3 separate regions of the Homo sapiens genome follow, and regions 2 and 3 are each linked to region 1. The links are chromatin contacts, found by Hi-C or POLR2A ChIA-PET in ENCODE. All regions are on one chromosome and are shown on one strand. Each heading gives the region's core, a stretch centred on a gene start or an enhancer-like site at or near the end of the contact. The rest is flanking DNA. Distances are from core to core; before and after follow the strand shown. Region 1 holds the start of RBM5 (RNA binding motif protein 5). Region 2 holds the start of CDC25A (cell division cycle 25A). Region 3 holds the start of IMPDH2 (inosine monophosphate dehydrogenase 2).

Region 1 (4,834 bases), core at 1,230-3,729:
CCTATTTGACCACAGATAAAATACACCTTTTGTAAACTGTTTACCAGATTCATAAAACTGCTGTGCAATCATAAGGCAAAGGAAAGGTTTATAAGGGCTTCATTTAGAATATACAAATTTAATAAAAAGAATCAAAGGAAATATGGGACTGAGACACCCCAAAGGGGTAAATGTTAATTTAGTAAGCTATTTAGAACCACAGACTGCTGACACAGCATTAAAATACCATGTGACATGAACATCTCCTAAGGTCCCTCAGCCTGTCAATGTGATCTACCACAGGGACTGACCTCAATACTAAAAAGGCAGATGGCTGAATAAGGGTGTGTGTTTAAATCAAATGGTCTGAGAGCATGTACCCATAGGTGACACAATAGCCAAATGCTCTCATCTTAATTTTCCACTAATTCTTTGGCTCTTTCTTTCTTCATGTAACACACAGTCCCAAGCTTCTCAGCTCTCTAAGTCTGGATCATCTTGCTATTCAGGGAACAATAACAAGAAATGGCATTCATTGATTGCTTACCACAGCCAGGAACTGTGCTAAGTGCCAGACTGTATGATCTCCTGGATTCTGCAAAGGTTGCTGTCCACACAGGGAACCTTCAGTGACCCACTCTACCCTGCCCTTCTTTGCCTAAAATTCTTTCTTATCCTTCAGCTTCCTTCCAGAGAATATTTTCTCCAGGAAGCTTTCCTGGCTGTGAACAAGAAAAAGACATACTTCCTATGTGTTCTAAGAGCACCCTACACTTTATCACAGCATGTTCACACAGTACTTTAATTCTCTCACTAGACTGTAGTTTGTGACAACAGGATCATAAAGGTGTTCGTTAGCAATGCCTGGCGCAAAACACTCATATATTAGTTTGATAAACTATTTTAAACAAGGAGTTCAGTCCCCACTGAAATGTTGAGATCAAAGCCACGTACTGTAGTAACTTACCTTTTGTCTGAACCCATTGTCCCACTGAAGATTTAGCACACAGCTCCAAAAGGTTCAAATTTTATTTTTTCTAGGAGACAAGAGAGATTAATTGCTATAAATCTCAGAGATCACTTAAGTCAGCAGCTCCATAGCTTGGATACTACTGAGGCTGGGATTTCATCAAACCTTCAAATCATTGACAGTGATTATCTAAGGTGGGGAAGTGGTGGGGACAAACTGTCAACGTTAAAATCGTGCTAACATTTTGTTAACAATGAGCAAAACCGGAAGATTAAGCATATTTTAAAATATTAGATTCCAGATTTAACAGAATCATAATACGGAGCAAGCAGAAGACTCCTTCCCTGCTCCTACCTTAGAATTACAAAGCAAAAAGGGCAGAGCTACAATCAGCTCCTTGGTTTTGTATCAAAGCAACTCCGTGGGATAGTTGACCGTTAAAACATTAATCCAAGTGTCTTCATTAATACAAGGAGCAACATGAAATTCAAACACTTCTGATGAAAAATGTAAAACCTCGTAGAAGCTGGGATACTGAGCTGACTGAAATCTACTACATTAATAACGTATCGCATAAGACAAGAGCAAAGCTAGAAACGACCTAATTCCTAGGTAACAATAACCACCACGTCTTGAGCCAGTTCTTATGACTACAAACCACTGAGTAGTGAACAGCCCGGCCCCCCGCCCCCCGTTGGTAATAAGACATCACACTGCTGGACCGCGTTCGATGAGCGCGAGGTCCGAAAAATCAGTTCCAGTAGTCTCTGGAAGCCTAGTCTAGAGCGAATGCTCAACGATTTGTTGAAATTAATAAATGAAAAAGAACCACTGGGGGGAAACAAGTCCCGGGGCATATTCACTGGTGCCGCCCCTTGTCTCCCGGGCGGTGCCGGCACCCACCTCCGTGGGGTCTCGCGGCCGAGATGGCGGCGTCACGGCCTGCTCGACCGACTCCAGCGTCCGGCCTGCCCTCCCCGCACATGCCCCTCCCGCCTCCCAAGAGGTTCCAAACCCGCAGATGGGCGATCACCGAACAGCTTTTCGGAGAGGGCGATTCAGTTGCAGTTGAGCGGGGGATGGCGGCCAGAGACTGCCAGGGAGCTCCCAAGGAGTGCCCGAGGGACAGGCGACGGCTCCACTGCTCCGTTGGGCTGAAGATTAGGGGACGTGTATCCACAAGGGGCAAAGTCACAGCCAGAAAGAAGCAGGCCCAAGGCTGAGCTGGCTGGACACCCTCTGGAAACTGACAGAGCTGGCAACAAGGAAGGGCGCGGCCCTCCAACGCCTGGGGTAATTTAGCCCCTCTACAGAACCGGCTGGAGCTGATCAGTCGCCTCCGGCAGCTGACAAGGGAGGCTTGGGGGCCAGCCCAAATGGCAAGAACCTACCGTCGTTACAGACAGCCGCCGCACTTACCCCAAGGAGAGACCGAAGCAGCAGTAGCGGTTCTGCGCCCCAGAACCTCCAACAAGGTTCGGCGGCTACACAAAATGGCGCCTCCGCCGACGGCCGTCTCCTACCCACAGTACCTCACGCTTATCCCCTCCCCCTGTCACCCGCCTCCTGCGGAGAAGTCCAATCCTCGAAGCGGCCTGGCTGTGCGAGGGCTGCCGGGAAATGTGGTCGCCAGACCATCCTGTCACTTAGGACGCTCTGTGTTAATGTCTTGCAATTCTCTTCTAAATCACTACAGAGTTGTCGATCGGCTTTTGCAGACCTGGATTAGTTTTTAGGGCTCCTATTAGGCATGTTAATAATTCTTTGCTTTTGCTACTAGCGCCGTAGAGAGTACAGTTTGCTTTCACTGGCACGGTGTAAAACATTGTCTAATTCTACTTCAAAAGGAGACCGTGCGTGAAGTGGTGGCTCACTCACAAGCCAGCATTTTGGGAGGCCGAGGCAGGAGGATCGCTTGAGGCCAGGAGTTCGAGACCAGCCTGGGAAACACAGTGAGATCCTATCTCTACAAAAAATAAAATTAACTGAGCATGGTGGCGTGCACCTCTTGTCCCAGCTACTCAGGAGCTGAGGTGAGAGGTTCGCTTGGGCCCAAGAGGTCGAGGCTGCAGTGAGCTGTGATCTCGTCACAGCACTCCAGCCTGGGGACAATGCGAGAAACTGTCGCTAAAAAATAAAAAGGAGGCCGGTGCTGGGCGCGGTGGCTCACTCCTGTAATCCCAGCACTTTGGGAGGCCAAGGCGGGCGGATCACAAGGTCAGGAGATCGAGACCATCCTGGCTAACACGGTGAAATCCCGTCTCTACTAAAAATACAAAAAAATTAGCTGGGCATGGTGGCGGGCGCCTGTAGTCCCAGCTACTTGGGCGGCTGAGGCAGGAGAATGGTGTGAACCCGGGAGGCGGAGCTTGCAGTGAGCCGAGATTGCGCCACTGCACTCCAGCCTGGGCAACAGAGTGAGACTCTGTTTCAAAAAAAAAAAAAAAAAAGGCTGGACGCAGTGGCTCACGCCTGTAATCCCAGCACTTTGGGAGGCCGAGGCAAGTGGATCACGAGGTCAGGAGCTCAAGACCAGCCTGACCAATATGGTGAAACCGCGTCTCTACTAAAAATACAAAAATTAGCCGGGCATGGTGGCATGCACCTGTAGTTCCAGCTACTAGGGAGGCTGAGGCAGGAGAATCACTTGAACCAGGGAGGCAGAGGTTGCAGTGAGCTGAGATCGTGCCACTGCACTCCAGCCTGGGTGACAGAGCAAGACTCAGTCTCAAAATAATAATAATAATAATAATAATAATAATAATAATAATAATAATAAATAAATAAATAAAAAGGAGGGGCCAGGCATGATGGCTCATGCCTGTAATCCAAGCACTGTGGGAGGCCGAGGCAGGTGGATCAGCTGAGCTCAGGAGTTCGAGACCAGCCTGGCCAACATGGCTAAACCCCGTCTCTACTAAAAATACAAAAATTAGCTGGGTGTGGTGGCGCACACCTATAATCCCAGCTACTTGGGAGGCTGAGGTAGGAGAATCGCTTGAACCCAAGAGGCGGAGGTTGCAGTGAGCCGAGATTGCTCTACCGCACTCCAGCTTGTGCAACACAGCAAGACTCTATCTCAAAAAAAAATAAAAATAAAAAATAAATTAAAATGAGGAACATTAGTTGATCGCTTTACTAGATGCTATATTATTGCCCTAGATGCTTTGCAAACATTTTTGTTTGTTTGTTTGTTTGAGATGGAGTTTTGCTCCTGTTGCCCAGGCTGGAGTGCAATGGCACAGTTTCAACTCACTGCAAACTCTGCCTCCCAGGTTCAAGTGATTCTCCTGCCTCAGCCTCCCAAACAGCTGGGATTACAGGCACCCGCCACCACACCCAGCTAATTTTTGTATTTTTAGTAGAGATGGGGTTTCACCATGTTGACCAGGCTGGTTTCGAACTCCTGACCTCAGGTGATCCACCTGCCTCAGCCTCCCAAAGTGCTAGGATTACAGGCATGAGCCACCGCACCCAGCCAGAACTGATTTTTCAGGTCATACAAATTGAAAACTGTGCCTATACCATTAGTTACAGAAAGTTATACATCAGTTACAGAAAACTGTGCCTATACCATTTTCTTCTCTCTCTGGAAAACAAATCTTTCAAGAATAAGTGGAGGGATGTCAGTGTATATATCTATATATAGGTATATACACAATACATATATAGACGAAAAGGTAGAAATATAATATATGTGGTGTGTGTGTATTTAGAGAGGAAATATATACAATTTATGGGGAAGCATATATGCAAAATATCAGAAAAGAGTACATGCATTAATGAAATTTAAAAGTTAACATTGATGACATCACTGCAAACCCTACAATGGATGATGCAGATGCCAAGAATCTAGAACTCACTAGACTTCATAGCCACTAGCCG
Region 2 (4,834 bases), core at 1,236-3,735, 1.9 Mb after region 1:
GAAATGTTACATCCACCCAGGTACTTGAATCATTACCTAAGAATCATTCTAGCCTCCTCCCTTCCCTCTAGCCCCCTACAATCTTAACTCTCAATTATCAAAATCTGATGAGATCTACCTCCTTCAGGGCTCACAGAATCATTCCCTTCCTTTGTCTCCAAGGCCCCCACCTTGCTTCAGAATCTCCCAGACTTTTGAGACAGCCACCTCCTTTTTCCTCAGGCCTCCCCACTCTCCTCCACTGATCCACCCTAAAGCAAATCTGATCCGGTTATCACACACCCTCCACTGTCCACAGGATAAGGCCAAACTCTTCAGCAAACTCCAATCCTTTCAAGAACTGTCCCTCACAGCCAGTCCCATGTGCCCATTCTAGAACCGACTGGATCAACTCAGGAGTAGCTCCCGGCAAGTACGGCGTTCCTCCTCACCTCCTGGCTGCCGAGGGCCGTTTCCTTAGAAAGCACTTCCCACCAGCCCCAAGCTCCCCTTCTCCAGCAACCTTGACCTTTAGTTTTAATCTCCTTTAGGACGTGCCCCCCACCGTACTGCCTTCCCCAGTCCCCGCCCCTCCTCTAGGTGCCCACCATCCCTCCACAAACCACAGCTATTGTCATGGTAATAATTCCATTATTAGAAGGAGCTTTATGCTCAGCGGACCAGAGCTCCCTGAGAGCAGGGATTGTGGTATTATTTCAAGCACTGAATTTGTTCTAGTAATCCTTAAATAAACATATGTTGAATGAATGAATGCAGTAACAGGAATGTTGAGCCAAGTTTTGTTTTTGTTTTTTGAGACGGAGTCTCGCTCTGTTGCCCAGGCTGGAGTGCAGTGGCTCGGTCTTGGCTCACTGCAAGCTCCGCCTCCCGAGTTCAGCCATTCTTCTGCCTCAGCCTCCCGAGTAGCTGGGACTACAGGCGCCCGCCACCACGCCCGGTAATTTTTTGTATTTTTAGTAGAGCCGGGGTTTCACCATGTTAGCCAGGATGGTCTCGATCTCCTGACCCCGTGATCCGCCCGCCTCGGTCTCCCAAAGTGCTGGGATTACAGGCGTGAGCCACCGCTCCCGGCCTGTTGAGCCAAGTATTAAACCACATAAAACACAGGAGGAGAGGAAAGTATTCAGAGATACGACAGGGAGAACTATTTGAAACAGTGGGACCACAGACCATGTGAACTGTGCAGAGAGGCCTAAATAGCCTGGGGTTTCTGGAGGGAAGGGAGGTTCCTGGGTGGTGGAGCACTGGTGCACAGAAAAGGAGATGAATCCTGAGAGAGAGGTTCCTCACTGTGAAGGGTCTGGTGTTGGGGCCAAAGGTTTGGGGTTTCCACCTGTCCAGCATGGCTTTTCAAACTGTAGGGTTTTTTTTTTTTGAGTGGGGGGCAGGGGGTGTCTCACTTTGTTGCCCAGGCTGGTCTCAAATTCGTGGGCTCAGGCAATCCTCCCACCTCGCCCTCCCAAAGTGCTGGGATGATAGGCGTGAGCCACTAAGCCCAGCAGTAGGTTGCAATTAAATCATGCACTTATGGCCCTCAAAATCCGTCTAGGAGCTGCCACAGGTTCGGCGCTGTAAAAGTAAATATGCCCACTTAGAAAATGGGGATAATTCCTATGTCACAGAGTTGTAAAGATTAAATGAATTAATACAGATTAACACACTGGGAACAGTGTCAAGTGCATAAGCATTATGTAAACTTTAGCTATTATTTGCTATTATTGTGTTTGCTGTTATTTCTCTCTAGGAGCTCCCAGGGGGCTAAGAAGTGGTGGGAAAGAAAGAAATGATTCTAAGAGCATCCAATAAGGGCTAGAATGGAAGTGAGCAAAAAATGCTGAGGCCCACAGCACAGGTTGTACTGCGGGGTTCAAATCCCATGAGGCCAGCAGCACCCAGGGTCTGTGAGCCCTCCAGAGTTGGGCCCTGGTGGTCGAGTCCAGTCCTGGGGGTCATTGCATTCCCTCCCTCATTATAAAATGGGGCCTGGAGGCCCGGGGCGGAAGAAAGGGGTCCACAATACTGCACGGTTAGAGGCCGAGCCAAGGCTGGATCCGGCCAGACCTCCACAGGTCTTCCTTAGCCTCCACATTGCCTCAGAGTGTGGGGCGCCCGGCTGGGGGCGAGGTAGCGGAGGCCCAAAGGGGGCCGAAGCTAACTGGACGGCAGCTCGCGATGGGAACTACGCTTCCCAGCATGCGACGGGGCAAAGGGGCCTTTCAGCCGCGAGCAGCGCCTCGCAGGTTCTGCTGGGAGTTTTCATTGACCTCTGCTCCCCCTCTCATTTTGATCCCCGCTCTTCTGCTCTGGGCTCCGCCCCCTTCTGAGAGCCGATGACCTGGCAGAGTCCCGCGAGCCGCTTTCTTCTTCCCCTCTCATTGGCCCAGCCTAGCTGCCATTCGGTTGAGAGGAGGAGAAGTTGCTTACTGATTGGTGGATTCCGTTTGGCGCCAACTAGGAAAGGGGGGCGGGGCAGCAGCTGGCCCCACTGAGCCGCTATTACCGCGAAAGGCCGGCCTGGCTGCGACAGCCTGGGTAAGAGGTGTAGGTCGGCTTGGTTTTCTGCTACCCGGAGCTGGGCAAGCGGGTGGGAGAACAGCGAAGACAGCGTGAGCCTGGGCCGTTGCCTCGAGGCTCTCGCCCGGCTTCTCTTGCCGACCCGCCACGTTTGTTTGGATTTAATCTTCAGGTTGCCGGCGCCCGCCCGCCCGCTGGCCTCGCGGTGTGAGAGGGAAGCACCCGTGCCTGTGGCTGGTGGCTGGCGCCTGGAGGGTCCGCACACCCGCCCGGCCGCGCCGCTTGCCCGCGGCAGCCGCGTCCCTGAACCGCGGAGTCGTGTTTGTGTTTGACCCGCGGGCGCCGGTGGCGCGCGGCCGAGGCCGGTGTCGGCGGGGCGGGGCGGTCGCGGCGGAGGCAGAGGAAGAGGGAGCGGGAGCTCTGCGAGGCCGGGCGCCGCCATGGAACTGGGCCCGGAGCCCCCGCACCGCCGCCGCCTGCTCTTCGCCTGCAGCCCCCCTCCCGCGTCGCAGCCCGTCGTGAAGGCGCTATTTGGCGCTTCAGCCGCCGGGGGACTGTCGCCTGTCACCAACCTGACCGTCACTATGGACCAGCTGCAGGGTCTGGGCAGGTAAGGAGAGACCGGCGGGCGGTGCTCCGGGCCCCTGGCCTCGGTGTCGGCCTCGGAGAGATCAGGCCAGGAAACGGACCGGGAGAAGGGCGAGACCCGTCCGTCCGGGTTCGCCGCTCGGGGACAGCCGGGCTAGGGCCTGCCATGTGCACCCCCGCCCGGGCGGAATGTTGGGCGGGAGAGGCCGTCGGGACCTTCCAGGGGAAGAGGTGGAGATCCTTGGGCCTAAGCCCGAGCCAGGCCCACCTTCACCCCTTTCGGATTGCTCCGTACTCTCCTTCTATCTCTATCCCTGGAAGCTCTTTGGAATCTACCCCCGCGGGGAAAATCAGGCTCTTCTAGGCACTCACTTTCACCCTTTGCTAAACCATCCTCAGGATCTTCGTTTGCTGTGATCTTTGTTCCTTCTCAACAAAGGACCATGGCATTTTCTTTCCTGGCGTTTATGTAAAATCATCTCAGTCCCTCGCCCTGTGCACATTCCTGATGTCCACTCTGCTGCTTTCCTAAGGCCAGGTCTTTTTACCCAACTTTCAGAAAGCTTCCTGGGCTTTTCCTGATAGCAAAAAATGCATCCCACGGTGTTTCCCGCGGAAGAGCTACTTTCCCTTCAATCTCTGGCATCCCGTTTGCTAAGCACATGTCTTGTGCGTTTCCCAACTTCTGAAAAGCAGAAAGTGTCCTGTTCAACTTTCATCCCGACTCTGTCTCAGTACTTAGAACACATGCTTTTATTTTAGGAAATACCCCAACATTTGCCATAGCCATCATAACCTGCAATGTGGTCCAAGGCCATGCCCACCCACTCCTTTTTTCTCCTTTGCCCAAGTGCTAATTGGGTGTTCAGAGTGGCAAAGTGGGATCTTTGCCACTTGTGGTGTGGCCTAGAAATGGTTTCTGGCAGCCTGGCTGCTTCTTAATCTCATGGCCTATCTCCTGCATGTGACCTTTTAATTATATCCTATAAATCATTCATGGTTTATTTCTGTTGGTTTCAGTGATTATGAGCAACCACTGGAGGTGAAGAACAACAGTAATCTGCAGAGAATGGGCTCCTCCGAGTCAACAGATTCAGGTATTTAAGTCTGCTGTGTGGGGAGCAATACTCTGAATTTCCTGAAACATGCCTTTTCACCCAGGAGGTTAGTTTTGGTGAGAACTTGAGGAAGTCATGGCATTGGGTGATAAACTTTTTTTTTTTTTTTTTTGAGACAGAGTTTCGCTCTTGTCGCCCAGGCTGGAGTGCAATGGCATGATCTCAGCTCACTGTAACCTCCACCTCCCGGGTTCAAGTGATTCTCCTGCCTCAGCCTCCCGAGTAGCTGGGATTACAGGCATGCACCACCACACCCGGCTAATTTTGTATTTTTTAGTAGAGACAGGGTTTCTTCATGTTGGTCAGCCTGGTCTCGAATTCACAACCTCAGGTGATCCGCCTTCCTCGGCCTCCCAAAGTGCTGGGATTACAGCGTGAGCCACCGCGCCCGGTGATAAACATTATTGAGAACAATACAAAGGAGCCCTTGTGGCTGTTTATGAAGAAAGGAAATAGGTTTCAAATGTCTATAAGGAGGTGGTGTGTGCTTGCCCTTGAAGGATGGGTAGTAAAGTATAATTCACCATACCACTGTAAGTGGCATTCAGGCAATCTTACTGGTTAAAATACAGGATCAAATGATTGGAAGTACAGTGTCATGAAATCATTTCAGT
Region 3 (4,834 bases), core at 1,297-3,796, 1.1 Mb after region 1:
GGGTATGAAGGTACAGAGAATCTACCTTCATCACATATTGAGCATGGCCCTGCTTCCTGACCTTGACCTTTTGTCACTGCCATCATTAATCTAGGTGAGACTCCTCTCAGCTTTTTCTCCCTTTTGCCCCTTCAATGGTTTCTCATTACATAGTAATTCTTTTATGGCAGACAACTCCTTTGATGCACTCCCCCTTGCTAACCTCATGTCTGTGGAGCTCTTAGTTCCCTAGCCACACTAGCTCCTCTCCACTCAAGGACATCATATTATGCCTCTTCTCAACTTAAACACAGCTTATCAGGGAAGCATTTCCAGATTCCCCACCTCTTCCCTGTGACTGTTTCCTCGGTAGCACTTATCACTGTTTTTTATTTTGTATTTGTTTAACTTTAATTGCTACCTGTGTCCCCTCCTATCTGTAAGCTCCATGGGTAGGAAATACTTTTCCTGCCCATTTTTTTAAATATCAGCACCTAGTGCTGACCTGGCACTAGTAACCCTTGAATAAATCTTGAATGGATGGATGAATAACTGTTAGAGGATACAGCATGCCAAGTACTTAATAGAGGTACAGCACAGTTCGGGGGAGGGGGGTGAACCCAAGTTTAGGGCCCCACTGTAATGGCCATCATTATTGGGTAGAAAACACAACATGAGGCTGGGCACCGTGGCTCACGCCTGTAATCCAAGCACTTTGGGAGGCCAAGGTGGGTGGATCACCTGAGGTCAGGAGTTCGAGACCAGCCTGGCCAACATGGAAAAACCCCATCTCTACTAAAAAATACAAAAATTAGCTGGGCTTGGTGGCTCGTGCCTATGGTTCCAGCTACTCCAGAGGCTGAGGCAGGAGAATCGCTTCAACCAAGGGGGCGGAGGTTGCAGTGAGCTGAGATCACCTCACTGCACTCCAGCCTGGAGACAAGACGCCATCTCAAAAAAAAAAAAAAAAAAAGCGCAAAGACTTGGAGATAGACGCTTTGAGCAGTGAAGCTGGCTTCAAGTAGGATAAGGATAGACTCACATGAGTCCATGAGAGCCCTAGGCTGGTGCAGTCAGTGATGGATCACAGCTGGTTTGTGGGAAGGAGGGGCAGAGGGGAAGTAACCCAACATTTGGGGGATTTGCAGTAGTCCCAAAGGAGGACCAGGATGTAGTGTGTGGTGGCTGCATGGAATTCAGTAGCTGTGCCACAATAACTTGGGGCCTTACTGTTTGCAGACAGCATCTGTCTGGGAAGTTCAGGGTGGGAGGGTTGAAGTTATATTGGTGGTACCCAACTTTTATCCGCATATTCTTCAGCCCCCAGAGTGTGAAAGGCCGGAATGACACCTTTTACCTGACACCTGAGCCAGTGGTGGCCCCCAACAGCCCAATCTGGTACTCAGTCCAGCCTATCAGCAGAGAGCAGATGGGACAAATGCTGACGCGGATCCTGGTGATAAGAGAAATTCAGGAGGCCATCGCAGTGGCCAATGCAAGCACTATGCACTGAGATGCCTTGGCCATGGCACAAGAGAAACCAGCCAGGAAAAACCAGACAGACTTTCACACTAAAGAAGAGGCCTCCATTTTTTTTTTTCTTTTTTTTATTGGTGTAGTTACGAAGCCTTTCAGGCTGCTTCTGTTTAAAATATAAAAGAAAACTTTGCCCCCTTTGCATCTTCATAAACCTGCTGCGGCAGACTCCTCAGCCGATGGTGGCTCTGGGTTTCCTTGAGTGTCATATGTCCTAGAAAGTTGCTGGCTGACTCTTTTTTGTCTGGGGCCTGGGGAAAGGGCTTGGACTGTGAAAAGAAATGTGGCCCCTTTCCATCTTCAAGAGAGATGGAATTAATGATGGATGGACCCTGGAGGGAATCTCCCCAGCCGACTTCCACTGGGCTGACAGACTTTGCTGACCACAGGGGAACGATGTTCTTTTCTTTCTTCATGATCAGACATAAACTTAGCATCTTAATGGAAGAAAAATGAGGGGAACTTCAATTATGATTTATTAAAGACAATTTCTATTACACCCTCCTTTATGACAAGTGACATTTTAGATGTAAAAGTAAAAACTTTACCATGCCTTTTTTTTTTTTGTTGGCCTAACATTGAGGCCTTAAAACCTGAGGCTCCTGTGCCTGATGGAATTCTTGTAACATACACTTGTGTATCATATAAAGATACCACTCTGTTTCTCTTATGTATTCTTACTCTAGTTGTTTATTAAGAATGACAAGCACGTCTTTTCAACATGTTAGTGAACAACGTCTCTTTATTTTGGGGAGGAGCCCGGCGGGACAGTAGAAGTAAACCCTTGCCTGTTAATTGAACTGGCCGAGGTCCTGCGGGGAGTGTGGGGTGGGACGTGAAGTGGCAGCTCCTCAGTGACAAGGCCACTATGTGCTATACGCATGCGCTGTTTCTTCAGCGCCAGCTCCGCCCCCGCCGCAGCGAGGCGGGTAGGTTCCGCCCGCGCGCACTACGCCCTGACGTCAGCGTCGCGCGCAGCGCAGTGACGAAATCGGCTGGTTTATATTGGCGCGGCCCAGACGGCAGAGGTCTCTGCGGCGCGGTCCTCGGAGACACGCGGCGGTGTCCTGTGTTGGCCATGGCCGACTACCTGATTAGTGGGGGCACGTCCTACGTGCCAGACGACGGACTCACAGCACAGCAGCTCTTCAACTGCGGAGACGGCCTCACCTACAAGTGCGGGCCTATGGGGCTCACCTGGGCGAAGAGAGGGGCGGCACCCTGGGGAAAAGGCCAGATGGGGGCTTCCGAGAGCCGCCTTGGGCGTGGGCGTGGGGGACAGGTTTCGGGAATTGGCCACCCACCTCCGGGGCTCACTTTGAGACATCTGGAGCGGTGCTTGGGGTACGGAGAAGCATCTCAGTAGTGCTTGGAATCTCAGGCCGGAGATTCCATGCTCCAGACACATGGAATTGTCAGGGTGCCAGGAGCACTGATGACAGCTCGGTGGCAGAAAAGGTCCCCTGTACCCATTTCCACCTTGTGCTGTGCCTGTGACACACAGACTCTGTCAGTGCCACTCTCTGCTCACATGCGTTACGGGTTGATTGGTACATGGGGATGGAGTCTCATGCTGCCCTAAGCTGAGAGCTTTACTCCCAATTCACTCCCTTCCCTCGCAGTGACTTTCTCATTCTCCCTGGGTACATCGACTTCACTGCAGACCAGGTGGTGAGTATGATCAGGAATTGGGTCCTGAACATCAAGGTGAGCTAAGGTGCTACTATCACCTGGTCTCTGGGCTAACTCACCAGATTGGGCTTGGGGGTGGATTTTATAGGATCATGTTGCTTGTTAGCATGCAGGTCATACAAAAGTGCCTTTTTGTGGGGGACTCAGTAACACCTTGAGGTGTAAGGGATGCTTTCCCACACTGGTTGACGTTTGTCTCCTCAGGACCTGACTTCTGCTCTGACCAAGAAAATCACTCTTAAGACCCCACTGGTTTCCTCTCCCATGGACACAGTCACAGAGGCTGGGATGGCCATAGCAATGGCGGTGAGCCCCATGGGGTGTGGGGGAAGGAGCAAGGACTCCATCGCCTTTCCCCAAAGGCATTCAGTCCTGCTTCTTGTCACTTAGTAGTAGTCTCTTTTTATCCTGTAGCTTACAGGCGGTATTGGCTTCATCCACCACAACTGTACACCTGAATTCCAGGCCAATGAAGTTCGGAAAGTGAAGGTCAGAAGGGCAACGATCATTAGCAAGCGCTCCTGGGAATTGCACTGAGGTGGGGTGGGGTGGGAGTAGGGGTTTATTCTAATTTAGTATTCTTTCTTCCCACCATGGGGTTCAGTTACTGAGAAGACCCTGAGATTCTGTTTCTTAAAGCAGCAGCAATAGACCAGGTGTACAGTGCCTCCAGCCTACCCATGTCTCTAAGATGTGTTGGTGTGATTTGGTCTTGTGGCACTGCCAAAGGGATCGATAAGCAGAGACCCCATGCTTCAGATCAAGAGCCTGATGAAAGTAGTTCAAAGATGCGATGCCCTTTCTCACCATCCCTTTCCAGAAATATGAACAGGGATTCATCACAGACCCTGTGGTCCTCAGCCCCAAGGATCGCGTGCGGGATGTTTTTGAGGCCAAGGCCCGGCATGGTTTCTGCGGTATCCCAATCACAGACACAGGCCGGATGGGGAGCCGCTTGGTGGGCATCATCTCCTCCAGGGACATTGATTTTCTCAAAGAGGAGGAACATGACTGTTTCTTGGAAGAGGTGGGTGCCACTGGCAGAGTAGATCCAAGCTCTAGCAGCCCAGGTTGAAGACAAGGGGCTTCTGTTGTCTAAGACATCTCTGATAGCCTCTTCTCTCTGGGAAAGGAGTGTCAAACCAAGTTTCTGACTCCTTTATTGGGTTCCTGCATCCTTTCCCCACCAGAGGCTTTCAAACTGCCCAAATGCTTGCTAGTATTCATGCTTTGTTCTTTTAAACCCCTAAGGTAGGGGCAGTGCTTGAGGTCTGCCCTGATTTTCTTGCCATTGTTCCTGTGTTGTCCTCCTTATTCCATAGTGTAAGAGGGTGCTCCCTGTGCCATGTTGTCCTTTCTACTCATCCCTCACTCAATACCATACTGCTAAGAATTATTGGGATCCCTTGAGGAAGGGTGTTTTGGGTGTGAATGTATGAACGTGGTGGTCCATAGAACTTCACCCCTGTAATCTCAGTACTTTGGGAGACTGAGGCAGGCAAATCATGAGGTTAGGAGTTTGAGACCAGCCTGGCCAACATGGTGAAACCCCGTCTCTACTAAAAATACAAAAAATTAGTTGGGTGTGGTGGCGCGTGCCTCTGAGCTCAGCTACTTGGGAAGGAAA

The links. A loop is a pair of places that touch in the nucleus more often than their neighbours do. ChIA-PET counts read pairs that join two places held with the same protein, here RNA polymerase II (POLR2A). Pooled maps may share reads with other maps.
Region 2: a loop to region 1 is called in a map with no recorded cell type, with 21 times the contacts of the local background. The contact joins the promoter of CDC25A here to the promoter of RBM5 in region 1. A Hi-C loop is called at or near these places in 1 of 37 single-sample maps with no recorded cell type and 5 of 50 pooled maps. POLR2A ChIA-PET finds 5 or more read pairs at or near these places in 1 of 52 experiments (activated CD4-positive, alpha-beta T cell).
Region 3: a pooled map shows a loop between it and region 1 (9-fold over the local background). The contact joins the promoter of IMPDH2 here to the promoter of RBM5 in region 1. A Hi-C loop is called at or near these places in 1 of 37 single-sample maps with no recorded cell type and 6 of 50 pooled maps. POLR2A ChIA-PET finds 5 or more read pairs at or near these places in 1 of 52 experiments (naive thymus-derived CD8-positive, alpha-beta T cell).

The regions. Positions count from the first base shown.
Region 1 is chr3:50,086,564-50,091,397 of GRCh38, reverse strand. RBM5 (RNA binding motif protein 5) reads right to left here and starts at 2,479. Exons shown (of 25, transcript NM_005778.4): 1 at 2,369-2,479; 2 at 947-1,016. The coding sequence starts at 963. RefSeq lists enhancers at 1,440-2,030, 2,192-2,301, 2,342-2,511, 2,031-2,622.
Region 2 is chr3:48,186,068-48,190,901 of GRCh38, reverse strand. It overlaps CDC25A (cell division cycle 25A), which reads left to right and starts at 2,485. Exons shown (of 15, transcript NM_001789.3): 1 at 2,485-3,124; 2 at 4,123-4,199. The coding sequence starts at 2,955. RefSeq lists a silencer at 2,819-3,028 and an enhancer at 2,772-3,400.
Region 3 is chr3:49,027,110-49,031,943 of GRCh38, reverse strand. It overlaps IMPDH2 (inosine monophosphate dehydrogenase 2), which reads left to right and starts at 2,546. Exons shown (of 14, transcript NM_000884.3): 1 at 2,546-2,691; 2 at 3,138-3,186; 3 at 3,412-3,513; 4 at 3,622-3,696; 5 at 4,028-4,234. The coding sequence starts at 2,594. QRICH1 (glutamine rich 1) reads left to right here. Exons shown (of 10, transcript NM_198880.3): 10 at 1,300-2,237. The coding sequence ends at 1,492. RefSeq lists enhancers at 2,546-2,755, 2,209-2,810, 2,811-3,413.